Linked DNA regions of Homo sapiens: all the other regions are linked to region 4. The links are chromatin contacts, found by Hi-C or POLR2A ChIA-PET in ENCODE. All regions are on one chromosome and are shown on one strand. Each heading gives the region's core, a stretch centred on a gene start or an enhancer-like site at or near the end of the contact. The rest is flanking DNA. Distances are from core to core; before and after follow the strand shown. Region 1 overlaps FMNL1 (formin like 1). Region 2 holds the start of MAP3K14-AS1 (MAP3K14 antisense RNA 1). Region 3 holds the start of MAP3K14 (mitogen-activated protein kinase kinase kinase 14). Region 4 holds the start of EFTUD2 (elongation factor Tu GTP binding domain containing 2).

Region 1 (6,561 bases), core at 2,598-5,097, 330 kb before region 4:
ACCAGTGCCTCACGAACACCAGGAAATCTCTTGCAAGGAGAGTGGACAGCAGCCTTCTCCTCATCCCTCTCCAGCCCCCTCCCACTTGGAGGAGAAGGCTGAGAAAGGAAGGAGAGGGCTGGGGGAGCTGAGGGCGGCCATGTCAGCAGGCAGGGAGTTCCAGATCACAGCTGCAGGGGCGGGGAGATTTGCGGGGAAGGTCACTCGGCCACAGCACTGGGGAGAAGAGCCAGTGCCCTGGGTCTGTGGTGGGGGCCGCCCAGCTGGGACTCCCCCAGGAGCTGAGAAAGGTCAACAGAGCTCTGCCTGGGTCCTCCTCCCCTGGCCACAGATGACAAGGGTACGGTGCCCCTGCCACCACGGAGCAGGTTAGCGCCAGCCCAGGGCTGCCGAATCAACCAGGTGTCAATAGCACCAGGGGCTTTCTGGACCCCCAGACTTGGCTTGTCTCCCTGACAGACCCAAAAGATGAGGCCAGTTCCCTTCAATTTAGTAAACCCCAGGTTATTGAGAGCCTTCTATATGTCTGGCCCAAAAAGACAGTTCCTGCCCTCAAGGAGATCTGAGTTGAGTAAGAGTCTCCATCGGGGATGTGGGAGACCCTGAGGGGCTCACCAGCCATGGTGGTTCACGCTCCACACCCTCAGTCATGTGGCTCTGCAGAGACGCCACAGCTGGAGCAGTCAGAGGGCCACACCCACCTGAGACTCCCCAGCCAGCTTCCCCTCCAGGGTGCTGGGCCTAGTTCTGGGGCTCCAGCCAGACCTTACCCCCAAAATCACTGCCTTGGGTCAGGCCCAGACAACAGGAAGCTGGGTGCGCTCAGCCTCCATTGCCTAAGCTTTCCGGCCAGGCCCTGCTGGAGAGGTGAAACTGCCCCTCCGCCAGGCCCCCCGCCCCCAGCGGCTGAAGGGGGTGGAATACGTCATTCCTCTCCCCTATTGCGAAAGTGAGCCTGGATTGAGGAAACCACCGCTGTCTCATCAGCCGCCCTCCCCCAGCCCTCCAAGGGCCAGGACAGCTCCTGCTACCACAGGGGCAGGGGGTGGGGGAACCGCCCAGGAGTACAAAGGAGGCGAGGTCATTCTCTGTCTCTCTGTCCCTGTCCATCTGTCTGTCTCTCTCGATGATGTCTCTCAGTCACCCCCACCCCACAGAGACAAAGGGTGGGGCAGGGCTAAGGTGGGAGCAAGGTGGAGAAAAGGGACAAAGAGGAGAGACAGGGCCAGCAGTGCCAGGGAAACTGGAGCCGTGGCCGGCACAAAAGACGGTGGCCAGGGAGTAAGGGGATGGCTGAGCCCAGCACAGAGCCACAGAGGGGACAGCTGCTTCCCGACATGAATCCTCCCAGGCCCTCACCCACCCAGGGAACTTTATGGTTCTGGAATGGCCCCAGCGGCATTTCTAGGGGCAGTAACTAGTCATAATGACATCTCCAACAGTCAGGTGGCCAGCTCCACCAGAATGCCTACTGTGCAAGGCACTGCTCCGAGCCCTGCGCGCCGACGACTGCCTTCCACCCTCACTGCCGTCACTGGCACCGTTAACATTCCCACCTCACAGGTGCAGGCACAGATTAGTTTAGTGACCTGCCCAAGGTTACGAAGCCAGTAAGAGGAGAGCTGGGCTGGCTTTGAGCCTGGAGCTGACTCTGAGCCACCACCTGGGTCCACTCCCCCAGGACAGCCCCCTGGTTGTTACTGCCGAGGGGAGGCCTCTGCTGGGGCCTGGAGCACCTGTCTGAACAGTGGTGGAGGGCAGGGTGCCCATGCCCCTTCCCCACCTGGGCCTTCTCAGGCCCCCAGGCCCACATGCCAGCCTGCCAGACAGGCTAAATTTAGGCTCAGAAATCAGAAATAGCTCTGACAGCGCCGAACACTAATTAGCAGCTGCTCCTCAGCTGTGGCTGTGCCCACCGAGGAGCCAGGCACTCCAGGGAGTAGGAGAGGGGCCATCAGATGCCACTCACTCGGGGTGGAGTGAGGCCACCCTGAAAACAGGAACAGACCCCCAGACCAGGGCCTTCAGCGAGGCAGCAGCACCATGGGATGGGGGGCTGGGGGACACACGGAGAGTTGGCTGACAGTGCTCAAGTAGGAGGGGAGGGGCTGGCAGTCCAGGTGGGCGGGATACCTGCCTCCTGAGGGGGGCAGGGAGGGACAGCTATGAGCTGCCACATGGAGGACCTGGAGCTGGCTTCAAAAGACCCAGGCTCTGGGCCCAACTAGCCCTACAGCTTCTTTGCCCCCTTGGACCTCAGCTTCCTCCTCCATAAAATGGGCGCACTCCCTCACCGGAGCCTCACACTCACGGAGCTCCTGGAACACTCAGTGAGAAGCTGAGTTTGGATTTAACAAAGCTCTTCAGTGGCCTAACACTATGAAGAAGCACTTCACAGAGGCAGAAGAGGTGGAGGGGCAGGGGTCCATGGAAGACCCCAGGGTAGGGGATGGTAGGGTGAGCAGAAGTTTGTGAAAACATCCAGAAACACAGACTTGTCTCCAAGGCTTTGGCCAAACCTTAACTAGCCTCAGCCTACTTTCCCTGCTGCCTTTAGTGCTTTGGGCCAGATGAGGAAAGAGACAGGATTCATCTTTTAGGGTGTGGCCGAGAAAAGGAACTGATTCCCCACATCTTTCTATTAGAATGTGTGGGGACCATTCTCCTCCCTCCCTGCCCTGAGTGTGAGAGGGGACCCCCAGCATCTGCTCACCTAAGACCAGCCCCCAAAAGACACTGCTAAGAGCCCTTCCCCCACCTCCCCCACACCAGTGCTTACTTCTGAGACAGTGTCCCAGGAGGCTGAAGGGGCTGCGTCCACATCTGGACACAGCCACACCCTAGGGTTTCACTTTCAGTTTGAGCGGAGCCTACGTCTCAGTCCACCTGCCCATCTCTCCCTATGGCCTAGCCCTTCAAGCCCCAGGGTACCCCTGAACTTGGACATCAATCCCAGTCTCAGGCCAGCCCCACAGGCTTTCCTCAGCCCGATGGGCCCAGAAGCTGAGCCTGTCCCCCAGCCCCCACTCCCCCATCCATCTCCCTGCCACCTGCCCACCTCTATATGGTCTCAACCTTAGTTGTAGTGTTCTCGGCACATATCCAAACACAATCAATTTTACCTCCTTTTTTAAACTTTGGCATATAGATTTTCTGGGGCTCTTATAAGCAATTCCAGGCTTACAGGAGATCTATGAGGAGACCCAGCCCCAGGATCAGGTGCTGAGGACCCAAAGAGCTAACAGCTTCTCCCATCAGAGTTCAAGGGTCCCCACAGCTGGGACAAGGGCAAGCAGGGTGGAAGCCACTACCTATATCATCCAGGCTGGTAGGAGGAAAACAACACCGACAACAGTAACAATAACAAACGCTCCCCAGACACTTTTTTTCACTCAGAATTAATCTCTCAATCCCAAACACTGGGTGCTAGGTGCCGTTCTAAGCACTTTACATCAAAACTCATTTAAACCTCAACAAGCCTACAAAATAGATACTGTTATAATCCCTATTTCACAAATGGGAAACTGAGACTCAAGGAGGTTAAGGTGCTTGCCCAGGGTGGCCTCGGTGGCAAGCTAGCAAGGAAGACCCGGCTTCCTCCAAAGAAGGAGCAGCCGGGGAATGGGAAATGTGGGTCCTGGCCCCCAGGGGTCTTCTGCAGACAGCCTGGCCCAGATCCCCCATCTGAGGAACCAGGAACAGCCAGCTCCACTTCCTGCCACCCAGCGCCCCACGCTTCCTGTTGTTGCCCACACAGAGCTCTTACTCACTGGGGAACCCCCCCACCAGCACACCCTCTCTCAGGGGGAAGTGGAGGCCTCCCCTCCCCCTCCCATGTGCACACTGCTACCGTTAGCACCATCGCTGCCCCACCCTCCAGGAGAGGTAGGCCCTCCCTCCAGCGGTTTCCGGCCACCAGGCAGTTTTCGGTCTGGGCCCCACTGCTGGTGACCTGCATAACGGTGGGGAGGTTGCCTGGCCCTCACTAGCTAAGGATCTGGGGCTCCTGGGGAGTGCACAGTAACCTTGGGTGCTCTTGGTAGTGGAGGTGGAGGGAGGGGACAGGCAGGGTCTGGGCTCCCTCCGCTAAATGGGCCCTGAGATGGAGAGGACCAGATCAGCTCCAGCTTTATCCCCTTTCTCACAGTGGAGGGGGGTTACTGAGCATCTGCTCTGTGTCAGGCACTGTGCGAAGTCCTCTATTTCACCCTCTCGACAATCCTAGGAGGCCAGCAGATGCCATTATTATTCTCTTTTTACAGGTGAGGGAAACTACAGCTCAGAGAAGTTAAGTAACTTGTCCAGGGCCATGCAGGTAGTGACAAAAATGAATCTCAACCCCCAAACATCATGACCCCAAAGCTCAGGAAACGTCCCTGCCTTTCCCATAAGTAACCCCTGTCCCCTCAAAGGCCCCCCAAGCCACCTTCCAGGGCTCCATGTTCCCAGGAAAAAGGCAGAGGTAGCCCTGAGAGCACCTGCTTCTACCCGTCTCACCCAGCTCTCTGCCAGTCAGCCCCAGATGTCACTGTGAATCATGCCCACCACATCCGTGGCTTTCCAGGGTTAGTATGTGCCAGCCCTGCCTGCTGGGAATGTCACCCCTCCCCTCTGCCCAGCCCAACATCAGACCACATGGCCACATCCCCCCGGAGATCCTCTGTCCTGCAAATGGCAGGCATAAGGCCTGAGCGACCCCATGGCTCCAGGTCCCCACACTTCATCTGCCCTGTCCCGGAGGTGGGAGTGGCCAGGGGGCAGTGCCTCAGTTGCAGTCCCTCCTGCCCTTTACTGCCAGCCCCAGAAGGGAAGGGCCCCAGCTGCAAGCAGGACTCCAGGCCCACACCCAACATGGGGCCATCCTGACCTCCCCACACAGCCTGGCCAGGCACCCAGGCCTCTGGGCACAAGCCAAGAGCACCCATCAGGCAAATTCCTCTCCACTGCTACTGGATGCCAGCATGGCTTTTGGCCTCACGTACACCACCCCTGACACCTTCCCTTGATCCCTCTGCCCCAAGGTTATGGGATTCTCCCTGCCCGGCAGATCAGGGGTGTCCCAGGCCCAGGTGTAAGTGTGGCTCTTCTGGCAGGCCTGGAAAGGTCGCCTTGTCATCCCAGTCCCTGACCCTGCGTGCCTCCCAGGGGAAGGCATGAAGGGGCTGGAAGACACCCAGCCTTGGGCATGGGCGTAGGAGAGGCGAGAGCTTGGCGCCCCGCTGGCTGGTGTTCCCACCATCACAGCAGGCCCGTGGGGCTGGGCAGCCATCGCTCCTCTGCTGTTGCTAAGGCAGCAGCCGGAAACCCTGGCTCAACCTGCTCTTTCTCTCCACCCCCATTTTAAGCAGGGGGCACCCCTTTCTTTCACAGCTTTCTTGGAAAGGTAGCCCCCCACCACCCACCCTTGCATGGGAGAAGGGCTCCCTGCACCTCCTGTCTGGCTGTAAGTGGGGACACCCCTCACCCACAAGAGAGGTCCTACAGCCAGGAGAGGAAGGAGAGTTTGGGGTATCAGGATCCTATGCCCCACCAGGGACAAAAGGGGAAGGAAGAGGTTCCCTGGGGCCGCTGGACTACATCCCTGAGGGCAGGACTGTGCTTCTCCCATTGAGACTGGGGACCACTGATGGCGGTGGGCCCCTCCCCTCAGCAATCTAAGGTTCTTCTCCTCTTAGACACTGACCGAGGACAGGACTCAGCTCTGGCCATGGTGGTTCGGGTGGGGGTTCACATAGCGACCAACTCTGCGATACACACTGCCAGACCTGAGGGTTGAACCAACTCTTTAGCCCTGGGCAGCCTCAGGCAGAGGTCAAGGTTGTCACCCTGGGGCAAGCCTCATGCCCCTGCTGGTGGGGAATGAGAGGAACCAGGGTCTTAGCCAAGTGTCCTTAGATTGGGTTTAACCTGCCCACAACAGGATATAAGACAGGCTGAGCCACCCCGGGAAGAAGGTATAAACACACTGGGGTTCCTGGGCACCTGGTAGGGGGTAAGCCCTGGTGGGTGCTGCTACCCTAAATTTCTGCTAGGCACCTCCACTTTCTCCACCAGCACACCCTCTCTGACCCACCTGTGGGTGTCCCCCCTCCACATCCTGGTACTCAGGGACTCCCAGTGGCATTTAGTGTCAGACTCAGCCAATCACAGCCACAAATCCAAGCAGGGCAAACAAGTCCTACACACACATCAGAACCTCACCATTTGACTTGTGGATTTTCCCCTGGTCTGAATTATTCACAGGGCTCCTCCCCATCAGCGTGCTAAACAGAAGATTGGGGTCAGGACCTCACCCCAAGAGCCCACACCCGCGACCATAGACACACACTTGGCGGAAAGACAGACCCATGTCCCTCCAACCAGGTTGGCAGGGGTCCAAGGACCCACCACCAATGCAGGCTCTCCAGATGGCCCCCAGAGACTGTGTCTCCTCATTCTCCCCCCTCCCCCATCTGCTCAGCTCAGCTCAGCTTTGTGAAGTCCTATGCTTGGGGAGCGGGGAGCAGGGCAGGTGGAGAGATGGAGAAGTCAGGGGCCAGCCTGGTGTGAGGCGTCCCTCAG
Region 2 (6,862 bases), core at 3,807-6,306, 350 kb before region 4:
AGCATCACTGGACTCTCAGGACTCATCTTTCCTTAGGTTTTTTTAAATTAATAGACTTTATTTTTTAGAGCAGTTTTAGGTTTGCAGCAAAACTGAGTGGAAAGTACAAAGAGTTCCCATGTACCCCTGTCCCCACCCACATACAACCTCCCCCGCCATGGACATCCTGCAGTGGTACATTTGTTACAACTGATAAACCTACACTGACTCATCATCATCACCAAAAGGCCACAGTTCACAATGGGGTTCACTATTGGTGTTCTACATTCTATGGGGGTTTGTTGCTGTTTTTGAGACGGAGTTGTGCCCTGTCACCCAGGCTGGAGTGCAATGGCGTGGTCTCAGCTCACTGCAACCTCTGTTCACCTCCTGGGTTCGAGCAATTCTCCTGCCTCAGCCTCCCAAGTAGCTGGGACTACAGGCACCCGCCACCATGCCCATCTAATTTTTGTATTTTTGTAGAGACGGGGTTTCACCATGTTGGCCAGGCTGGTCTTGAACTCCTGACTCTAGGTGATCCACCCGCCTTGGCCTCCCAAAGTGCTGGGATTACAGACGCGAGCCACCACACCCGGCCCGTTCTATGGGTTTTGATTGTAGTATGATACAGAGTCGTTTCATTGCCCTAAAAATTCTGTGCTCTACCTGGCCCCTCCAACTCCTGTCAACAACTGGTCCTTTTACTGTTGCCACTGTTTTGCTTTTTCCAGAATGATTTGGAATCATACGGTATGCAGTTTGTTTGGGTTGGCTTCTTTCACCTGGTAATACATGTTTAAGGTTCCTCCTGTCTTTTCCTGGCTTGATAGCGCATTTATTTTTAGTGGTGAATACTATTGCATTGTCTGGGTGTATCACTGTTTATTTATCCATTCACCTACGGAAGGACATCCGGGTTGCCGCCAAGTTTTGGCAATTATGAATAAAGCTGCCATAAACATCCATGTGCAGGTTTTTGTGTGGATATGAGTTTTCAAAACATTTGGATAAATACCAAGGAGCACGATTGCTGGATCATGTGATAAGGGTGCGTTTAGTTTTGTAAGAAACTGCCAAACTCTCTTCCAGATTGGCTGCACCATTTTGCATTCCCACCAGCGATTAATCAGTTCCTATTGTTCCACATCCTCACCAGCATTTGGTGGTGGTGGTAGTGTTTTGGATTTTGGTATCTGAATAGCTGCATAATAGTATCTCATTGTTTTAATTTGCAATTTGCTGATAAGATATGATGTTGAACATTTTTTCATATGCTTACTTTCATTTGTATATATTCTTTGGTGAGGTGCTTGTTTAGATTAGATTTTTTTTTTTTTTTTTTTTTTTTAGACAAGGCTTCATTCTATCACCCAGGCAGAGTGCAGTGGCTCGATCATGGCTAATTGCAGCCTTGAACTCCTGGGCTCAAGTGATCCTCCTGTCTCAGCTTCCCAAAAAGCTGGGACTAAAGGTGTGCACCACCATGCCTGGCTAAGCTTTTTATTTTTTGTAGAGATGGGATCTTTCTATGTTGCCCAGGCTGATCTCAAACTCCTGGCCTCAAGTGATCCTCCCACCTCAGCTTCCCAAAGTGCTGGGATTAAAGATGTAAGCCACCACACTTGGCTTTGCCCATTTTTTTTTAAATCGGGCTGTTCATTTTCTTACTGTTGAGGGGTTTTATTTTTTTGTTTTTTTGAGACAAGTTCTTTCTCCATCACCCAGGCTGGAGTACAATGGTGCCATCATGGCTCACTGCAGCCTTGAACTTCTAGGCTCAAGCAATCCTCCCTCCTCGGCCATCCAAAGTGCCGGGATTACAGTCCTGAGCACCATGCCTGGCCTTACTGTTGAGTTTTAGGAGTAATTTGCAGAGGGCAGAAGACCAAGAGATCCGAGTCATCACAGAAAACAAACAGGTGACCAGGGCTGGAGGAGGGTCCTTTTCCCTCACCCAGGGTGGGGGGAATCACTGCCCTACCCCTTTCCCCAGAATCCCCTGCATAGAGGGCTGTGGTACAGCTTCCTATGGAGGATCCTGGGAGGAGGTGGAACTGTATACCCACAGGCCTGGTCCCAGGTCCCCTGGAGTCTGAGTACCTGAGTGGGCTGGGTCCCTCTGCCCTCTCTCCTTCCTGCCTCTGAGGCCTCCACAGCACCCTCAAAGGCTGCTCACATGAGATCCAGCAAAGGAGCAGGCTGGCAGGATGCAGAAAGGGAGGCTGCAGCTGCATACTGCCTGGCTGACCCAGATGGAGCCAGCAGCAGCCATGGCCACAAAGGCTGCACACACCATGAGGAGGGCAAGAGAAACCCAGGGCCTTGTGAAGCTGCCCATCCAGCCGAGTCAGGTCCAGATGCTGGGTCTCAGAGGTGAAGGCAGGGACCGGAGGCCAGGCCTCGGGTGCTGGGTTTGGGGTAAAGCCTGGCTAGCCCTGGCATTTCTATGCAACAGATGCAAAGACCTTTCCAACCTCTTTCTTTCTCCTGGGGCAGCTTGACAGGCAAGACACCCCAGCAGCTGGCAGGTGAGGGCCCCAGGACTGGGAGTAGAGAAGAAAATTAGGGGGTGCTCAGGGAAAAACTACAAAGGATTGCCTGCCCTGAAGCTGGGGTCACTGCAAGAAGCCAGTGTTTGCAACCATCCCTCCATGCTTGTCTGATTTGCTCATCTCTACAACCCTAGGGCTCACAGTCTTGTGTGTGTGTGTGTGTGTGTGTGTGTGTGTGTGTGTGTGTGTGTAGGAAAGGAAAAGAAAACTCAGTGGATTGGTAGATAGGTGAATGCAGGTATTTAGATGGATGGATAGATGGATGATGAACAGGATGGAAAAGAAGGGAGAAGGTAAAGAAGGAGAAAAAATGGGGGGAAAAATCTGAGTTCCCCTGCCTCATGGGGTCTAGGACCATAGGGGTAAAGGCAAAAGAAACTACAGCCCCAGTGCTCCCCCAAACAACATGTCCTGATATTGGCAAGGGCCCCTCAAAGCAGAATCACTTTATTCATCATCAACAATGGTCAGTGCCTACTACATGCCAGGCACCAGCAGGGCTCCAAGACACTGTAGCTTCAGAGCCAGACTGCCAGATGTGACCTTGGACATGAGTTTTGAATGTTTTTCAAACATGAGTTTTGGACATGAGGACTGGATGGGCACATAACATGTACCAACACACAACAGCCACTGCTACTCTTTATATTAAAAGTTATAGGCCAGGTGTGGAGGTTGATGTCTGTAATCCCAACAGTTTGGGAGGCCAAGGCGGGAGGATTACTTGAGCCCAGGACTTTGAGACCAGCCTGAGTAACATGGCGAAACCCCATCTCTACAACAAATTAAACAATAAGCCAGGCGTGGTGGCACGTACCTGTGATCCCAGCTACTCAGAAGGCTGAGGCGAGAGGATCGTTTGAGCCTTGGGAGGTTGAGGCTGCAGTGAGCCGAGATCTCGCCACTGCACTCCAGCCTGGGCAAAGAGTGAGACTCTGTCTCAAAAATAAATAAATAAATAAATAAAAATTTAAAACACCCAGGAGGGAGTTGGAATGAGCCAAGTCGTCAGTTCCACCTGAGTTAGAGTGGGCAGCTCTCAGGGTTCTTGTGTGGGTGGTTCGTCTTGCCACCTGTCCCCTCTACCCTCAGCCTTCCAGGATATCTTCAAACTCTTCAGCTCCAGCCCAACAGGCACCGTGGACATGCACAGCATGAAAGTTGCCCTGGGCAATGTGGGTATCCAGCTGAGTCCACAGGAGACGTTCGAGGCTCTGCGGCAGGCAGACTTGGATGGTGGGTGCCCCAACCCTGTCTTCTTGTCCCCTCCCACCTCCAGGCATTCTTTTAAAGAATGCCTCCCCTTCCCACAAAATCCTGGCCTGGTCCTATTTTAAAGTTCCCTCTTCCAGGAAGCCTGCCCTGACCAACACACCTATCTCATGGCCTGTAAACGTTGCTGCTGTGTTCATCCTAATCCTGATTTGGGAACCCCCAAGGCATGGGCCGTTTCTCCCCCATTGAAACTGGGGTCTGCCCTTGGCTAGAGGCAGGACTAGATTCTCTAACACCTGGAACTGCCAGCAGGCATGTGCAAGGCAGGCCTTCTGCAGGGGGCAGGCACCCACAGCACCCCCTCTCCTCTCTCCCCAGGTGATGGAATCGTAAGCTTCATTGACTTCCTGGGTGTCTTCGATGACAACCACCGCTTGGCTCAGTGCATGGGTGAGGGGCAAGGCTGGTGGAGGAGGGGTGGGCCTGGCTTAGGGGGTGCCCCCTCCTCACCCTCCTTCACCTTTTTTGCCCCCAAGCCGGGTGAGGAACAGCCAGCTCTGTACCCCCAGGGACTGCAGACCCTGTTCTTGGAAATGCTGTTCAAGCTGCTGGGCCGGGGCTTTGTGCCCTCCAAGTTGGCACGGGGGGTGATGAGGTGGGCACAACCATACCAGCTCCTGGGCCCACAATGGGAGGAGCAAACCCTGCCCCCCGCAGGGACCCCTGATATTCCTGCCCTAGAGACGGGAGCCCTGAATTCTGAGTCTGTTTCCTGGGCCCCAAGTCGCCCCAGGACAAAGACAAAGCAGCGGCTTCCGGCCCTGCTTTGGCTTCCGCACCTGTGAGACAGAGAGGGCTGGGAGTGTCTGAGGCGGCCGCCCCGCCTCTCTTCTCCAAGCTACTACTTCAAGAAGCAGCGGGCTCTGCGGCTCAGCCCAGGCTGCGGGGGTTGGGGGGCGCTCCCACGCGGGGCTCGCCTTCTGCCACGCGGCGCGCATCAGCGACCTCTCCAACTAGGAGCTGGCGCGCTCGCTGCACAAACTGCACGAAGTAGGTGCGTCCCCGACGGGGCGGGGGGCGCCGGGACCCGCGGGAGGGACCTCTCCCGGCCACTTACAACCCCCGCCCTCGCCTCCGACCCCCAGGACCCGTTCTGAGGACCGTCTCCTCCTCCACCTCCTCCCAGGCACCCGCCCCAGGTGCGCGCAGCCCGTACTCTCAGATTCCTAACCTGGAGGGGTTGGCGCTCCCGGAACGCAGGACACGAAGCCCAGCCCCGGGCCCCGGCTTCCGCCTGATCCAGCCCTACTAGCCCGGCCGCCCCAAGATCCCGCCCAGCCCGGGGCGTGTCTCGGCCTAGGTGAGAGCCGGCGGGCGGGGGAGGGACACGCAGTGAGGGGCGGGACAAGTGCCCGGAGGACAGACAGATGGGGCGACACTGGCTGGTGGAGGGGAGGGGCAGGCGAGGAGCGGGGGCAGGCCCGGAAGAAATGGGGACCCGGCAGGCGGTGACGGAGGCGGCACGCGCGGAGATGTAAGGCGAGGTCACTTATGGCGTCACTAAGTACTGGGTAGGGCGAAAGGAAAAGGGGCCAGATGCCCGGGTGGGAGGCAGGACTGGCGCAAATGGGGCGGGGCAGCCGGAAGGAGAACTGCTGCGGGGCTGGCCCGGCGTGTCTAACCCCAGCTGCCCGCTCGCCCCCTCCGGCCTCCCGCAGGGATACTGGGCCAGCCACGAAAGCCTCCGCCCCCTCGAAGCGGGCTCCCTCGCCGCCAACTCTAGTGAAGAAGCAGCCCTTCTCCCCGGCGCCCGCTGGTTTGCAGAGGCCTGCTATGAAGAGCTTGTGCAAGTAAAGCGTTTGCTGAGCGGAAACAGGCTGCGGGTGGCTGCGGCAGGCATGGAGCCGACGCGGATCTTTTGCAAACATCTTTATTAATCTCATATAAAAATAAGGTCCATGGACGGTCCTCGGGGCTGGGGCTTGCGGGGGCGAGGTGCACTTTATAAGTTACAGGCCAGGCTCCTGCTGAGGCTAAGTATGGCTATTTGGAGGGGGCTTTAGGGTGGGTGCTGCAAGCAGCATTTGGGGGAAGGGGCGGGCGATGCTGCCCTCTGTGGCCAAGAGGAGGATGCACCAGCCCGTTTGAGGCGGGCCACAGCGGAGGAGGGGCTGCCCGGCCAGCCGAGCTGAGGACCACCTTCCTTGAGCCTCAGCCTGTCCACGGCCCCACACCCCTGCAGAATCCACCTGCAGAAATAGCGGCTACAGCGAGAGGTCGGAGGTGACCTGCAGTGGGGGGCCCGGGGGACGCCGACGGGCACTGCGGCGGCCTGTGTCTGCGCGGATGTAGGGCTGGTTCCGCAGATCTGGCAGCCGAAGGAGACACATTTACCATTCAGGAGTCCGCCCAGAGCTGGGAGCATGGCTCCAGGGCACAAAGCTTAGCCTCCTAAGGACTCAGATTGTGTGCACATGGCAGGGGTACCGTTTATGTTTGCCAGACCCCTCCACCCCACAAATCACATCCCAGCCATCCACTGGCCCAGGAGAAGGCAGCATGCCTCAGTTCTCCCAAGGGTCCCAGGGGCTGTGGGCAGCGTGGTATCAGAGGCCAGGTCATCTGGGTACCTGAGGGGCTAGAGGGGCATCTCTTCTCCCAGGCTGGCCTCACAGAGGAGCCGGGATGTCCGCTTGCCGGTGCGGGCCGTGAAGGGCACCGTCTTGATCACTGAGTGGGGGTGGGGCAGGTGAAGGGGAGTAGAGAAAGGAAAAAGGAAAGAAAAACAGAAAAGGTAGCAAGAAGCAGTGTGGCAGCCAGTCCCCCAGAGGATAGCGCATTGGGTCAGAAGAAAGCATAGAAGGACAGACTGAGGATAAGACCAAGGCCTGGCCAAGCCCTTACCTGTGATGATGTCTTCAATGGCCCCATCACGGTCGCTCTCATAAATGAGTGGCTCCTTCTGCTGCCTCCGTTTCAGCTCAGAGATGAGGTCCATCTGTGGCCGCCGGGCCTTTGGCGGTGACTAGGGGGAATTTATAGCTCCAGCTCCAGGATGCCTCCCCATCACCAAAACCCTGGAATATCTGCCTGGTCCCCCACAGCAAGGACAGCTG
Region 3 (6,554 bases), core at 1,371-3,870, 420 kb before region 4:
TGCTCCAGGTGTGAGTCATCCTGTAAATGTCAATTTCTTGTATTTAAAGCAGAGCTGAGGCTGCACAAGTGACTCAAGGCCAGAAGCTTTCCCAGGTTGTCTTGACTTAAGCTTGGAGGAAGTAATCTCGTCCCGAAGCTCTCCTTCCAGAGGGTGCAAGCATTTCAAGACTCAGAGACACCACACTGCTCACTCTGGGTAGGTGTATTGTTTCTCACCTCACCCACACACAGTGGGGCTTGGAAAGACCTCAGAAAAGTAGCTGAAACGGAGAGGCCTTGCTTATCCCGAATATCTTCCTTACCAGTGTTTAGTGGTTTGCTCCTCCCCTGCAACCTGATGTGACATTCCTTCTCCAGAGTTACAGTTTTGAGTCAACACAGTTCACTGTCTCTGATTAATACACATTAATGTTCAGGGACGGACTTAAAGACAGATCATCTTGATGGGGTAGGTGGGAGTGTACAGGGGACCCAGGACCAGAGGTGTCAAGGGAACCTGGGCAAAGTACAGAGACACTGGGTGTTTTAAAGAAGGAATAGTGAAAGAGAGAGAAGGCAAAGGCAAGCCAGGGAGTGTCTGCAGACTCTGGAGGTGTGCCCACATCTTTCCTGAGAAGTGGTGTGCCCAGAGGCAAACAGGTGGTGGGAGAGGCAATAAGGGCATCCAAGATTGCCGATACCAACCTGTACATCTGGCCAAGCTCTGCCTTTCCCTGAGTCACTGAAATGCAAAACCCTAGGGGTGGAAAGAGATTTGGGGGCCACCAGTCCAGCTTCTTTCTTGTCTGCCATCTCCCAGCTAGTCAGTGGCAGAGCCAGGGTGGGCGCCAGAGACTGTTTGGCTCTAAAGCACGGACTCTACGGGAGCCACAACCTCAAATGCTCCAGGGGCCAGACAGGTGACATAAGGTTAGATGGTTGGGTGGCGGGAACTGTAAGGAACCGCAGGCTCTGCTCTAAGGCATTCAAATTCAAATTTAAAAAAATATTGGGCCAGCCAAACAAAGCATATTTCTGGCCTGGGTGAGTGAATGAGGCCCTCAGGTTGTGAGTTTTTGACCACTGCCTAAATAAATGGTCTTCCCTATTCCCCAGCAGAGATGACTGTTTGGCACAGATATCCAGAAAGAAGAGTTCAGCTTCGGACTGTCTGCAAAGTAGTCTCAAGCAGATGGTGGTCTTTGCTCAAACACTTCCAGAGATGGGGTGTTCCTTACTTTTCAAGACAGCCTTGGGTGGGGCCTGCCTATCCCCGGACTAGAGCCACTCACCACACCTACCATGGACCCTTCATGGAAGTGGGATGCCCAGGGTAGGAGTACATCTTTTATTTTGCAATAAAAAAAAAAGTTTGGATTTTTTTTTTAAAGGACTGCCTCACTCTGTTACCCAGGCTGGAGTGCAGTGGCACGATCATGGCTCACTGTAACCTCAGACTCTCAGCCTCCCCTCTAGCTGGGACTGCAAGTGCAAACTACCACGCCTGGCTATTCTTTTATTTTTTTGCAAGGACGAGGTCCTTGCTATATTGCCCAGGATGTTCTCCAACTCCTGGCCTCAAGCGATCCTCCTGCCTTTGCCTCCCAAAAGCGCTGGGATTACAGGAGTGAGCCACCGTGCCTGGCCTGGAATTTATTACAAATAAAATACAAGCTCAGTGTGGAAACACTAGATAATACAGAGGGGCAAAAGTTAGAAAAAGTTTCTATACCTTCCCTACTCCCCACCCCCGACCCCCATTCAGAAAGAAGCACTGTTGACACTTCAATGCATATTCTGAACTCCAGGTCCTTTCTTTGCATACATCAAGCTCTCATCCTCTTGCTGGCTCTGTGGTCTGCAAACCCAGAGAGCAGATGCTTTGCTCAGCGCTCGTACCACGCCACGCACCCACATGCTCTCTTTGTACCTGGGTTTCAACCCACAGGTCGGGCCCCTGTAAGCCCTTGGCTCCCCAAGCTTCTCGAGGGCAGGCACTGTAACCTTCTTTACTCATTCCAGGGATTCTACAGGACCAGGCACACGGTAAGAGCTCAATAAAAACGTCTCTACCCCCACCACCTCCCGCCTCAGCCGCCACCGCTTGGCAGCAGAGAGGAAGCGGAACGCGCGCGACCCACGAGGGAGAGCGCCTCGCTGTCTCCAAGGTAACCGAAGTCAGTGGCAGGGAGTGCCCACGCATGCGCACACTCGCCCTTCCTTCCCGTAACCTCGAGAACGCAGCTGGTAAGACTGCCAGAAGCCGAGGGCGCATGTGTGGTTCCACCAACACCCTAGTCGCCTCCGCCTTCTGTCAGTCCGCCCGCCCAGCGATCTCCCTTCTACAAACATCGTCCGGAAATAGTGCCCATTTCTGGAAACCAGGCCTCGTTAACCAATCGTTGCTAGGGAGCGGGAAGACGGGCTTGCCGGGACGACCGTCTCATTGGTTGGCGTAGGGGAGTGGGCGGGGCCACGGGTCGCGGTGCGGCCAAAGAAAGGAGGCGCGAAGCGAGGCAAAGTTACAGCCTCCGGGGGAGGCGTGGCCCCGGGGGCGGCCGAGAAGGCGAGGGGGCGGAGCCCGGGACCGGGGCGGGGCGACCACGGGCCGGGAGCTCAGCGGTCGGCGGCCGGCGGCGGGAGATCGCGGGCGAGCGGAGCGCAACACTCGCTTGGTTGGGGAGATCGGCGCTTGGCCGGTAGGTGACGGGGCGGGACCCTGGGGCCCGGTGCGAGGCGACCAGGGAGCGGCTGGGATGGATCGCCTCTCAGCCCCGGGCTGGGCTGCGGCCTGGCCCCTCGCCCCGGAGCAGTGGGGTCGGCGGCCAGGCCAGCGCAGTCCGACGTACCCCGTCCAACCCACTCGCAGCGGTCCGCGGGCGCGCCCTCGCACGCGCTGCCGGTGCCGCGCTCGCCCCGGGCCTCCAGGCCGCGCACTCCTGCTGGCCACACGCTGGCTCCGAGCGCGCGCAGGGGCCGCCTGCTTCCCCTTCACTAGTGCCCCGCGCCGCCGCCAGGCCCGCCCGCCTGCTCTGCGCCCCAGTGCCCCCAGGATGGAGCTCGCCTGCCGCGGGGCGGACGTGTCTCCTGCAGGAGTGCGCCCTGGCATCTGCCCTGGCGTGAAACCCTCCCGGCCTTTCATGGGAAGTTCTCAGGTCACACCTCAAGGCGGGGAGCAGGAGCTAAGCCTGTCCTCAGCATGCAGCGGGGCAGTGCTGGCCGCCCGCAGCATCCTCCCTCCGCCCTCGGACCCCAGTCCTCCTCTGTAATTCTTCTGGGCTCTCCAACTCGGGACTTTATCTGTCGGTTCAAATATAACATTCCCATCTTGGAAACCCATCGTGGCCCTGGCATCTTGCAGCCACTGGGCACCAGGCAGAGAGGGGCCACTTGTACGTACGTTTCCCACCTGCCCGGGAGCCTCCTTAGTGCTGGGTAGCTTCAGAAAAAGTGTTTCCTTCCTAGTCGAGGTTAAAAAGTTGCTCTCGGCCCTAAAGGGTGGACTGGAGGTATGAATGAGGGAGAGGATAAGTGGTGAAAAGGTACATACATCAGCAAAGTAAATGGTAAAACTACTTTTGATCGCTGGAGACAATGAACACCAATGACTTAATTAAGGACTTTAAAAGCACATGAAATTAAATGATTAGAGTGAGGTCATGATATAAAATAGGAGTCTGGAGTTTATTCCAAGAAAAATGTTGGAAACCCCTTGACTAGAAACATGGTCTTTCTGAAAGATTAGAAGGAGACAGTATCTTAACATTAGTGATGTGTTTTTTGCTTAGTGTCTTCATACCTGTGAGCTCCGTTTTCCTTCAGATGGCTGTGTGGTAAGACAGATTGTAGTGTCTTGTTTTATGGGCGAGGCACCTGAGGCAGGTGTGTATGAGGGAGTGGGGGTGGTATATATCTTGCCTGATGCCTCATAGCTGGGACTAAGGATGGGTCTTTCCCAGAATCCTAGATCAGGACCACATTATAGAACTGAGATGCAGAAAGGAGGGAGAAGTTTTTGGTGTGGTTTTTATGCTCTTAATGTGAGAGGACACTTAAAAAGTGCTTGCCTTACTTTGGTTGTGTTTGGATTTACTCTTGGTGTTTTTTAAGTGATATCAATCAGTTTCTTTGGAGCGATGCCAGACCTCTGAATTTTTCAGACACCTTTCGGACATCCTTATTTATTTTGAAGGGTGTGGAGAACTTCTCAGAAGATCTCAAAATAAAAGTAATCGTCTCTGACTCTAATTTTAGAGATAAGTACCCAGGTATGTGTACCAGCTCTTTGTGAAATCAGACAGCAAGACGCTGCCAAGCTTCAGGCCATCTTCTGAGTGTTTTCTGATTATAAGAAGCAGTTCTGAAGGGGGTTTTTTGTCATTGGTATTGTCTGTTAAGAGTTTGTGGGAGCGGCACCACAGAGACCCTGCCAAATCAGTCTCCCTCTATTAAACAAAAATGTCTGGTTGGGCTGTTTCGCCTCAACAGATGAAGGTTTGGTTCCTCATTTTGGTTCTCCTGTTGAACACTGACTCCTTTGTGATCTGCCTGGAATATGTGTATATCATTTACTGCTGAGAAGATGGCTTGCGCTGATTGGTTGTCCAGCCCTCGGCAACTGTTGTGATTTTTTTTTTTTTTTTGGTGATTGATAACAGTTCATCCCTGGCTAGGGTCTGGTGAGAGATCTGCGGAGATGTGAAAGAGATGAAAGCTTTATCCAGGGTTGTTTTCTTCGTTGTTGGCACCCTCTGAACAGTGTTGTATCACTTTGGCCTGTGAAGGCACTTTTAACTTCCTATTTTTTTTCCTGTCTCAATGGACAGCACATGGGCTTTCCTAACAAGCCTGCCTGCCTCGATGAAGAGCTGACAGATTCATATTGGTTGGTTTGACAGATGTTCTTTCTGGGGGGAAAGTTCAGAAATCTTAAAAGCAAAGTCAGTCCTAAGTAAAAAGTCTAAGTCAGCCCAATACGCATAAAGGCAGCGTACTTCTACTAATGGCTTCCATCATCTCAAGGTTGTTTTTTTTTTTTTCCTGGCAAAAGGTTAAAATGCAACTAAAATTCTGCTTTCGTGATTAATAAGTCACTACCACAGTTGTGTCTGATGCTTCCTGTTTGCCCCATTTTAGTATTTCAGTTAAACTGGAAACATCTGAGCATTATGGGCACTATTGATGGCACCAGTGTGAAATTGGTGGGCCGGGGACAATTCCATGTCAGTGGATTTAGGGAGCTCTAAGGATGTCAGCCCCTCTGGTCTCCACACACCAGGATTCCCTAGTAAGGGAACAGAATGGGGCTGAGCATCTGCAAGAGCTGGGTGGGCATTCAAAGTGATGCATGTGTGAAGGTTTTGCATTTACTCGGTGATGCTGGCTAAAATGCTGAAAGTAGTAGCCCAAAAAGGGAAGGCCAGACGTAGGGCAAATTGTAGGGGAGCATTTCTGTTGAGCTGAGCAGGACATTGAAGTATGAGATTTTTTTGTTCTGGGCTTATGACTGCCTGAATGACAATGCAGAAAAAGTCATTTTTCTTCAGTGGCCGGTGTGCTCTTTGTATTCTAGTTTAAAGGAGCCTCTTCCCTTCTTGCTTTTCTACATGTCTTAATCCCTCAGCTCCCTGATAGAAATCCCTTGAAATTATGTGGCATCAAGAATAATTTTATGGCCAGTCTTTGTATTTTCACACCATACTCATGTGAAGAAGGGCAGGGACAAAGATCAGAAAAGTGAAGCCTCATAAGGAGAAACAGACAGGATTGCTCAGAATCTAAACCCCCTTTTCTTGATATCTAGGTCACTGCTTTTTCTACTACCTTGCTCATGAAACGATAAGGATTTTCTTCCCCCAAACATGTCAATTTTGAACATAACGAAACCAGGGTAGCAGCTTTATTTATTTATTGTACCAATCAATTATTAATTGATATTGATTTTTAATTAATAAAAGGCCAAAAGATGAATAGCCTGCTGCCTGGACAGGTGTGCTTGTGCCCATTTTCCAGATGTAGAAACAAAGGCAGAGAGCCCGTGATTTGTCCAGAGCAACAGAACAAGTCCTTGGTGTCTCCGTGTCACATGTGGTGGCTGAGGCTGTCAGGTCAGAGAGACCTGGGTCAGGTCGAGGTCTGCCACGGCCTGCCTGTGTGCCCGCAAGCAAATCACTTCACTTCTCTAATCATCAGGTGCCTCATCTGTGAATGGGATCAGAAATACTTCATGGGGCTGTTTTGAGTAGAAAATGAGAGGAGATATGTAAAGTGCTGAGCCCAGTGCCCAGCACAGAACATAGAGGCTGTAACTGTTGTTGTTGTTGTTGTTGTTCTTGTTGGTGGTGTTTGGTGGTGGTAGTAATAGTAGTAGTAGTAGTAGTAGTAATAGTAGCAGTAGTAGTTGCCAATTACTGCATTGTGACTAAACCTGTTTTCTGTAAGATGATGTCAAGAAGGGTCAGACTGCCTGACAGGCCAGAGTCATTTTCTCAGTAGGACCTTTAGGGGGACAGTCCTTCAGTCTAAAAGCTTCAGCTCTCGGGTTCTCCCTGTCTTACACTATATACTGCCCTC
Region 4 (7,393 bases), core at 3,152-5,651:
TGAGGGCCAGGTGCATACCTGAAGGAGGCAGGGGTCAGAGGGGCAGGGCAAAACCAGGGCATTAAAGGCTCATAGGGCTCCTAGAAAGCTCTGCTAAGCGGAAGCCTCTAGATGAGGAAAGGATTATGCAGCCAGGAAAAGCAGCAACAATCTGCAGAGGAAGCCGCCAAGTGCAAGGCAATTTATTCCCAGTGGATGTACAAGATGCCCTTCTAACATTCCAGACCTGATCTCAGGGTGGGGGGGGAAAGCCATTCTAGAACCTGGCCTTTACTCCCCTTTCTAGAACACTGGCGCTCACCCAAGAATGGGTCAAAGGAAACCGGAATGAGAAGGGCGGGCCGAGGTGCTCGGGCAGGGAGATCTCTGCCTCAGTGCTCCAGGCCCTGCCCTGCCAGCCTGGTGGAAAAGTCTTTCATCAACCTGGGGGATGAAGGAAACCCACCCTCCTGCATATCTGGCCATCCGGGAGGCTGGCTGGACCTGAGCTGATGGCTTGGGACTTTCCCAGGCCCAACCTGCACAAGAACTGAGTCTCTAGGGGAAAATTCAACACCTCAAATGATGTAGTATTTGATCATTTGTTGATTACATGTCCATTCATTGGTTTGGGGCTATAAACATTCTTGTTAAGAGCTGTGGAGATCAGTGTTTGTTTACCATAAAGATTTTGCTTTTTCCCTTTTATGAGTGGAGGCTGTAACTGGTATAGCCAGCATTTGGTTGGGCACACACTCATCTCTCAAGGCCAGTGGGCTAGAGGCTTGGCAGACTCTAAGGGTGGGAAACAAAACCGCTCTCAACTTCCTGAGCTCTTGACTGTCCATGGATACACACAGTTCAAAACAGCGAGACACTGAGGGACTGGAGAAGTGGGGAAGACTTGATTCCTGTTTTTGCTCTGAAAATTCCAAGTTGAGAAGGGAACCAGGTGTGGGTTTCTTATTATGGTCCTGCAGAACCCCCAAGACAACAACCAAAAAACTGCCTCCAGTGACCACTGGGACCTCTGAGGGTAGCTTGCCGCATCAGTCAACCTGGTACAGCTCCAGCAGCTCCTGCAGGAGCCTCTCCTCCTCCTGGAGCCCACCAGACTGCTCCTCCAGACCCTGCTCCTCCCAGCTGAGCCCCTCCTTCACGGATCTGGGGTTGCCCATGGCTTGCAGCTTCTGAAACAAGCCCTTGCAGCTCTCTCTCTCTGCCCGGCTCAGCAGGCTTAGGTTCAGGGTGAAGCGCCCAGTGCTCGCCAGGCTGCATAGGATCCCCAGCACCGCTGCCCGGTCAGCCGGCCCCACGTGATCAGCCAGTGCCACCAGCAGCTCCCCAAGAAGTCCAAATCCCACATCTGTCTGGAAGAGGCAGCCGAGCCTTGGACCCCCAAGCTGCAGTAGAGCCTGGTAGCGCTCTGGCCCACTTGGCAAGTGTCGTCGCCAATCACGATAGAAGTCAGCAGACGTCTCGGGCTGGAGGGGGGCTTTCTCCTGGACCACAAAGGAAGGAAAGGGAGTCAGGAGCTCTTCCAGCTGTTCTGCAACAGTGACAGGGAGGGGAGCCTGTAGCTCTTCATCTTACTGTCTTCATCTCACTACTGTCTGAGCACTGGGAAAGCTGTGGTCCTTGGCGGCCTCATTTTCAGATGAGGAAACTGGGGATGAAACAGGGAGGGCCCCAAGGAATCCACGCCATGATTTGAGATTCTCATTTATACTGGAATTTTCCTACTCATGAATGGAGACATAGCTCTGGTCTTCAAGAGTAAGTCAGGGTTTACTGTAAGTCGGGTGGATGGGTTGATTGGAAATCTCAGGAAGAGAGAAAGGAACTCAAGGATCTGAATGTTGGGGTCTCTCTCTCAACACTGCCACAGGATCATTACACTAGACACCATACAACCCAGAGGCAGAGCATCCCAATTCTGATCTGAGAATGAAAGTCAAAGGACTAAGGGAAGCCGACCTTCCTAGCCCAACTTTCTGACTCATTCTGCCCACTTCAACTCAGCTTTGCCATCTGCTGTTTGTTTTTCTTTCTGGGATTGGAGGCAGAAACCTATCTCTGTTGGTTTAACATGACAAATAAAGAAGAGGTATGTGTGGTTAAAAAAACAAAACAAAACAAAACAAAATGAAAAAACAGGATTGAAGCTTTAGGGCAGAGAATCCTGCTGGACTAAAGGGGCAGGGCCTCACCTACCGGGGAGATTTCAGTGGCCACATCCTGGAAGGTCCTTCCCTGAATAGTGTGACAGTTCCAGGGCACAGTTCTCTTTCCTCCCATCTTATCCTTCCGCTCCAGTGGCTTCAGATGTGATGCAAGGACAATACCCCTGTAGGCAAAGGACAGAAATTAGGCAATGGACTTAATGCTGTGTCTGTGGGTGTGAGGCAGCTAGACTTTGCATGGTATAGGATAAACCTGTTACGGACCAATATGACCATAATAATAACAACAGCGATAGCTGACTGCTTTCAAGCACCTCACATGTGTCAGACACTTGCTCAGTCTTATGTGCAAGAACTCATTTAATTATAACAGTTACTGTTCTACAGATAAATAATTGAGACTCAGAGAAGTTAAGGAAATTGCATAAGATCAAACAGTAGACGGTGGGGCCAGGACTGAAGCCCAGAATGGTTTGATTTCAGAGTTAACTACTATAATCCACCATAACAGGAGGGCCTGAGAAAAATGGCAGTGAGCCAACCTGAACTCCTCATAGGAAGCCACCCTCTGTTCCACTGCCCGTAACTTGGCAGCATTCTCCCGTTTGTACTTCTCATCAGCAGTGAGTGCAGCCTGCAGCTCTTTCTCCAAAGCCTTGAAGTTGATGATGTCATTCCTTTCCATGGCCTGTGCCTGGGAAGGCAAAGGGAATACATGTCAGTGGACAGTCAATATCAGGGGAAAGAGGGTACCTCTGAATTATTCACCAGAACACAAAATGACCCCAAAGCACTCTGGACATCATGTCACTCAGATTGGGAGGTGTTACAAAAATCTGGTTTTCTATTTTACAAAGACAAGTTGAATTTCACAGTGAGGACTTACACAAGACTTGTCCCTGAAAATAGAATACAGAGTCCTGACTTTCAATTTGGAGTTCTGTCTTAATTTTGCTCTTTGCCTCTAAAAATATTTTTAATTTTGGTGCTTCAGTCGAGGAGGCATTGGGATCTCAGAATTCAGTTTCTTCACTCTTCCCCCATAGGATTGTTCTACAGCAAGTCGTTTCGACAGGGGACCTCACACAAAGGCAGAACTCTTGTTAGTTACCCTTGAGCTCGGGGATAAAGTTTCATTCTTCATTGAATGTCTTTAATGAGGAAGGAGACTTTCACCCAAACCAGATGCAATGACTGAGCAGGAAATCAAGTAGAAGGGGCAAAGGAAGGAGCTCAATGACCCCATCCCCAAATCCCTCTGTCCAGCCCAGGGCTGGAACAGAGGTCCCTAGGTACCTGGGCAATGCCTTTAGTTCTATCACTGTACTTCTGTAGTTTCTGCATATCTGAGGCTGACTGATCATTTCTACAGAGATATTCTTTTCTTTTTTTTTTTTTCTGGCTCTGTTGCCCAGGCTGGAGTGCAGTGGCGCGATCTTGGCTCATTGCAACCTCTGCCTCCGGGGTTCAAGCAATTTTCGATCCTGACCTCAAGTAATCCGCGCGCCTCGGCCTCCCAAAGTGCTGGGATTACAGGCGTGAGCCACTGCAGAGAGATTCTCTACGTGGGTTCTAGTCGTGGCTCTGGCATTTACTTGTGGGACCTCTCTGAACTGCAAACTCCTAGTGAGTTGAGCTAGATTTTGTGGCGGGGTCATCACCAACAGCCCTAGCGCAAGGAAGCAGGAAGTCCCCAACCAATCCCATAGCCACCCTACCCCAACGTAGGGAATCTGAACGCCAAGAAGGGGCTGGGGTGGCCAGTAACCGAAATCAGGTGTCCAGTTCTCAGCCCTCCCCAGGCATTTAATACATAGAACTAACCCTTCCGTCCCCTTACTCAGCCTCCCGGACCTTCACCCCAGCAGTCCCGGCCTTGGTCCCCTTGCTTTCTTTGGGGATCCCCTGATAAACCAGAACAGGAGGGCAACCCCGCGCAGACCACGCCCGCAGCTGTGGTTGCCTAGCAACTGCGCTAACAGCCTGACCACGTGATCTGCCCGAAGGCCCCTCCCCCCATTTTCAGGGTGGTCCCGAGGCGCCTGATCAGATTCGTTCATCCTCAGCTCTCACCCTCTTTGGAGCAGCCCACGTCTTGGGCTACTCGTCTTGGGGACCCGCTACTCCGCCTTGCCAGTCCGCGGCGGGCATACCTCGGAACTGGTCCTCAGGCAGAGGGTTGTCCTCCCGGGCAGAAAGGCGACAGCGGCGTCTGCGGGGTCCTTCCTGGCGGCGGGCGCAGGCGTTTCCTCGGCGTGGGGCGGAAGCACGATCTCCGGCAGCGGCCTGGGAACTCTTAGCTGAGCAGGCGAGAGGTAAGTTGAAGCGGGTCAGCGGCACGGAAGGGTTGCTCCAGGTGGGATAGGAAATTAAAAAGCGTCAGATCTGGAAGGGGCCTTATATGCTATTGGCCCCTTTCGCTTTACGGATCGGTAAATTGAGGCCTGGAGCGGGAAAAAGAATGGAAGACCCTGTCGTCCTCGTGCCTTCCCAAGGCTTCCGAAGCGCGCACACACGCACACACCTCGATTTCGGGGCTGCCTCTATAGCCTCAGTCCGTAAAATCGTATCGCTAGGTAGGAGTGGTGCTCTAACTGTCCAGTCCCCTCGCTCACTTCCTCTTCTATCCGTGCCGCTTTCAGCCGTTCTTTGCCAAGTTCCCTCCGAAGTCCTCTGAGCTCCTGCATTGTAGCGGGAAGCGGCAGTGAGGTTTGTTACCATGAGTCGCTAGTTTTGTGTAACTGTGGGCAAATCAGCTATATTCTGTGTACCTTGTTAGAGTCATTCATTAGTTCAGTAAATACTTATTGAGGGCTTAGTCTATGCTAGGCACAGTACTAAGTGAACAAAGTCTTTGCTTCAATTGTAGTTGGGGAAATGAACAGTAAACAACTAGATACAAGTCAGCTAGTGATAAATGTATAACATTTGTGAATAGCAATAAAACAGTGAAAGTGGGAAGTTGGAGAGTATGTATGGGGGACTTTTTAGAGTGACAGAGAAGATGACATTTTAGTGGAGACTTGATTGAAATAAAGGAACAAGGTGAAAAATATCAAAGGGGAGAGCGTTTTGGACAAAGAGAAAGGCAAGTGCAGTGGCCCTGAGGCAGAAATGAGCTTGGCTTGTTCCATGAACAGCTTTCTATAACAGTTTCTTCAATCGGCCGGGCGCGGTGGCTCACGCCTGTAATCCCAGCACTTTGGGAGAAAGACGCGGGCGGATCACCTGAGGTCAGGAGTTCGAGACCAGCCTGGCCAACATGGTGAAAACCCATCTCTACTAAGAATACAAAAAAATTAGCCAGGCGTAGTGGTGCACTCCTGTAGTCCCAACTACTCGGGAGGCTGAGGCAGGAGAATCGCTTGAAACCAGGAGGCGGAGGTTGCAGTGAACTGAGATCGTGCCGTTGTACTCCAGCCTGGGCAACAAGAGCAAAACTCTGTCTCAAAAAATATATATAAAATAAATAAATAATTTCTTCAATCCCTTGACTGGGGTCTTGGGAGAATGAGATAAGCATAAATGCGATAGTAGCTTTTTAGAAGTAAAAAGAATATGCATGTGAAAGTTTCCATAATAATTTACATTTAATTATTGGTCCTTGGAGCTCCAATTCTCTCTCTACATTCAGCACCCAGCAGGTGGCATTGAGGGAGTTGGAGGTATCAGTCTAATCCAAGAAATATCAGCATCTTAAAATTAAACATCCCATTCAGTTAACATTTATCCAGTTCCTACTTATGCAAGGTGCTGTCTTGGCTATTGGCTGTGTTAGCATTGGTACTTTTTTCTCAATTATTTAAAAATGTAAAATGTGGCCGGGTGCGGTGGCTCACACCTGTAATCTCAGCACTTTGGGAGGCCGAGGTGGGCTAATCACCTGAGGTCAAGAGTTCGAGACTGCCTGGCCAACATGGTTGAAACCCCGTCTCTACTAAAAATACAAAAATTAGCCAAGTGTGATGGCGGGTGCCTGTAATCCCAGCTACTTGGGAGGTTGAGGCAGGAGAATCGCTTGAACCTGTGAGGCGGAGGTTGCAGTGAGTCGAGATCGTGCCACTGCACTCCAGCCTAGGCAACAGAGCGGGACTCCGTCTCAAAAAAATAAAAAAATAAAAATGTAAAATGCATTCTTAGCTGGAGGACCATGCAAAAACAGTTGGAGGGGCCAGATTTGGCCACAGGTCAGAGTTTGTCAACTCTTGCTCTAAAGTATTAGGAGGTGAAGAGGCATTGTGTCAGCAGCATACTGTCAAATATTTGGGGAAAAGAAAGTTATTTGTACTGTTCTTGCCACTTTTTGGTATTATTTTAAAATTAAATTTAGTATCATAAAAGAAGTGAAGAGAAGAAGCAGGTGCATGGAACACAGGGTTCTCATGATCAAGGATGGCAAAAAATAATGCTAGCTAACGTTTATTGAGCCTAGGACTCTGGTAAATTCTTTTTTTTTTTTTTTTTTTTTGAGACGGAGTCTCTCTCTGTCACCCAGGCTGGAGTGCAGTGGCGCTGTCTCCGCTCACTGCAAGCTCCGCCTCCTGGGTTCACACCATTCTCCTGCCTCAGCCTCCCCAGTAGCTGGGACTACGGGCGCCCACCACCACACTTGGCTAATTTTTTGTATTTTTAGTAGAGACAGGGTTTCACCGTGTTAGCCAGGATGGTCTCGATCTCCTGACCTCGTGATCCACCCACCTCAGCCTCCCAAAGTGCTGGGATTACAGGCGTGAGCCACTGCACCCAGCTGGACTCTGGTAAATTCTTTACACAGGGTGTTTTATTTAATCCTCATAACCATTTATTCAGTGAGGATTATTCATTCCATTTTCCAGTTGAAGAATAGGAATCAGGTTGGAAGAGATGAAGTAACTTACCTCAAGTTACATAGTTGTTGGTGACAAAGTTGGGATTTGAATCTAAGTCTTCCAACTCCAGAGCCCTGATGCTCTAGTCTGTTATTTATTGCTTATAAACTATAGTTGGTGATGGTAATTAGTAACTACTATTTGTTTATTTATTTTGTTTATTTTTTTCGAGACGGAGTCTCACTCTGTCAGCCAGGCTGAAGTGCAGTGGTGCGATCTCAGCTCACTGCAACCTCTGCCTCCTGGATTCAAGTGATTCTCCTGCCTCAGCCTGCTGAGTAGCTGGGACTACAGGTGTGTGCCACCACACCTGGCTAATTTTTTGTATTTTTAGTAGAGACGGGGTTTCACTGTGTTAGCCAG

What was found. A loop is a pair of places that touch in the nucleus more often than their neighbours do. ChIA-PET counts read pairs that join two places held with the same protein, here RNA polymerase II (POLR2A). Pooled maps may share reads with other maps.
Region 1: a loop to region 4 is called in a pooled map, with 5 times the contacts of the local background. The contact joins the enhancer-like site here to the promoter of EFTUD2 in region 4. A Hi-C loop is called at or near these places in 5 of 50 pooled maps. POLR2A ChIA-PET finds 5 or more read pairs at or near these places in 2 of 52 experiments (A673 and CD4-positive, alpha-beta memory T cell).
Region 2: a map of naive thymus-derived CD4-positive, alpha-beta T cell shows a loop between it and region 4 (7-fold over the local background). The contact joins the promoter of MAP3K14-AS1 here to the promoter of EFTUD2 in region 4. A Hi-C loop is called at or near these places in 1 of 168 maps with a recorded cell type or tissue (naive thymus-derived CD4-positive, alpha-beta T cell), 1 of 37 single-sample maps with no recorded cell type and 7 of 50 pooled maps. POLR2A ChIA-PET finds 5 or more read pairs at or near these places in 1 of 52 experiments (A673).
Region 3: a loop to region 4 is called in a pooled map, with 8 times the contacts of the local background. The contact joins the promoter of MAP3K14 here to the promoter of EFTUD2 in region 4. A Hi-C loop is called at or near these places in 9 of 50 pooled maps. POLR2A ChIA-PET finds 5 or more read pairs at or near these places in 4 of 52 experiments (BJ, SK-N-SH, T-cell and 1 more).

What each region holds. Positions count from the first base shown.
Region 1 is chr17:45,223,542-45,230,102 of GRCh38, reverse strand. All of the region lies in intron 1 of FMNL1 (formin like 1), which reads right to left. Among named protein-coding and RNA genes, the nearest start is that of FMNL1, 4.9 kb to the right of the region's middle. RefSeq lists enhancers at 284-393, 784-1,093, 1,011-1,646, 3,624-3,843, 5,034-5,083 and 5 more. Within about 2 kb of position 3,847, at least 25 of the 41 ENCODE cell types and tissues checked have a DNase peak (open chromatin) inside an H3K27ac peak, as active enhancers do.
Region 2 is chr17:45,246,119-45,252,980 of GRCh38, reverse strand. MAP3K14-AS1 (MAP3K14 antisense RNA 1) reads right to left here and starts at 5,056. Exons shown (of 4, transcript NR_110326.1): 1 at 4,978-5,056. FMNL1 (formin like 1) reads right to left here. Exons shown (of 27, transcript NM_005892.4): 25 at 6,651-6,771; 26 at 6,377-6,476; 27 at 5,663-6,114. The coding sequence ends at 6,385. It also overlaps the pseudogene EFCAB15P. RefSeq lists enhancers at 4,209-4,258, 5,509-5,578 and a silencer at 4,669-5,398.
Region 3 is chr17:45,313,086-45,319,639 of GRCh38, reverse strand. It overlaps MAP3K14 (mitogen-activated protein kinase kinase kinase 14), which reads left to right and starts at 2,620. Exons shown (of 16, transcript NM_003954.5): 1 at 2,620-2,680.
Region 4 is chr17:44,896,453-44,903,845 of GRCh38, reverse strand. It overlaps EFTUD2 (elongation factor Tu GTP binding domain containing 2), which reads left to right and starts at 4,401. Exons shown (of 28, transcript NM_004247.4): 1 at 4,401-4,477. DNAAF19 (dynein axonemal assembly factor 19) reads right to left here and starts at 4,117. Exons shown (of 4, transcript NM_213607.3): 1 at 3,987-4,117; 2 at 2,705-2,856; 3 at 2,194-2,326; 4 at 1-1,481. The coding sequence starts at 2,847. The coding sequence ends at 1,029. GFAP (glial fibrillary acidic protein) reads left to right here. Exons shown (of 9, transcript NM_002055.5): 9 at 1-687. It overlaps FAM187A (family with sequence similarity 187 member A), which reads right to left and starts at 413. Exons shown (of 1, transcript NM_001258400.2): 1 at 1-413. The coding sequence starts at 16.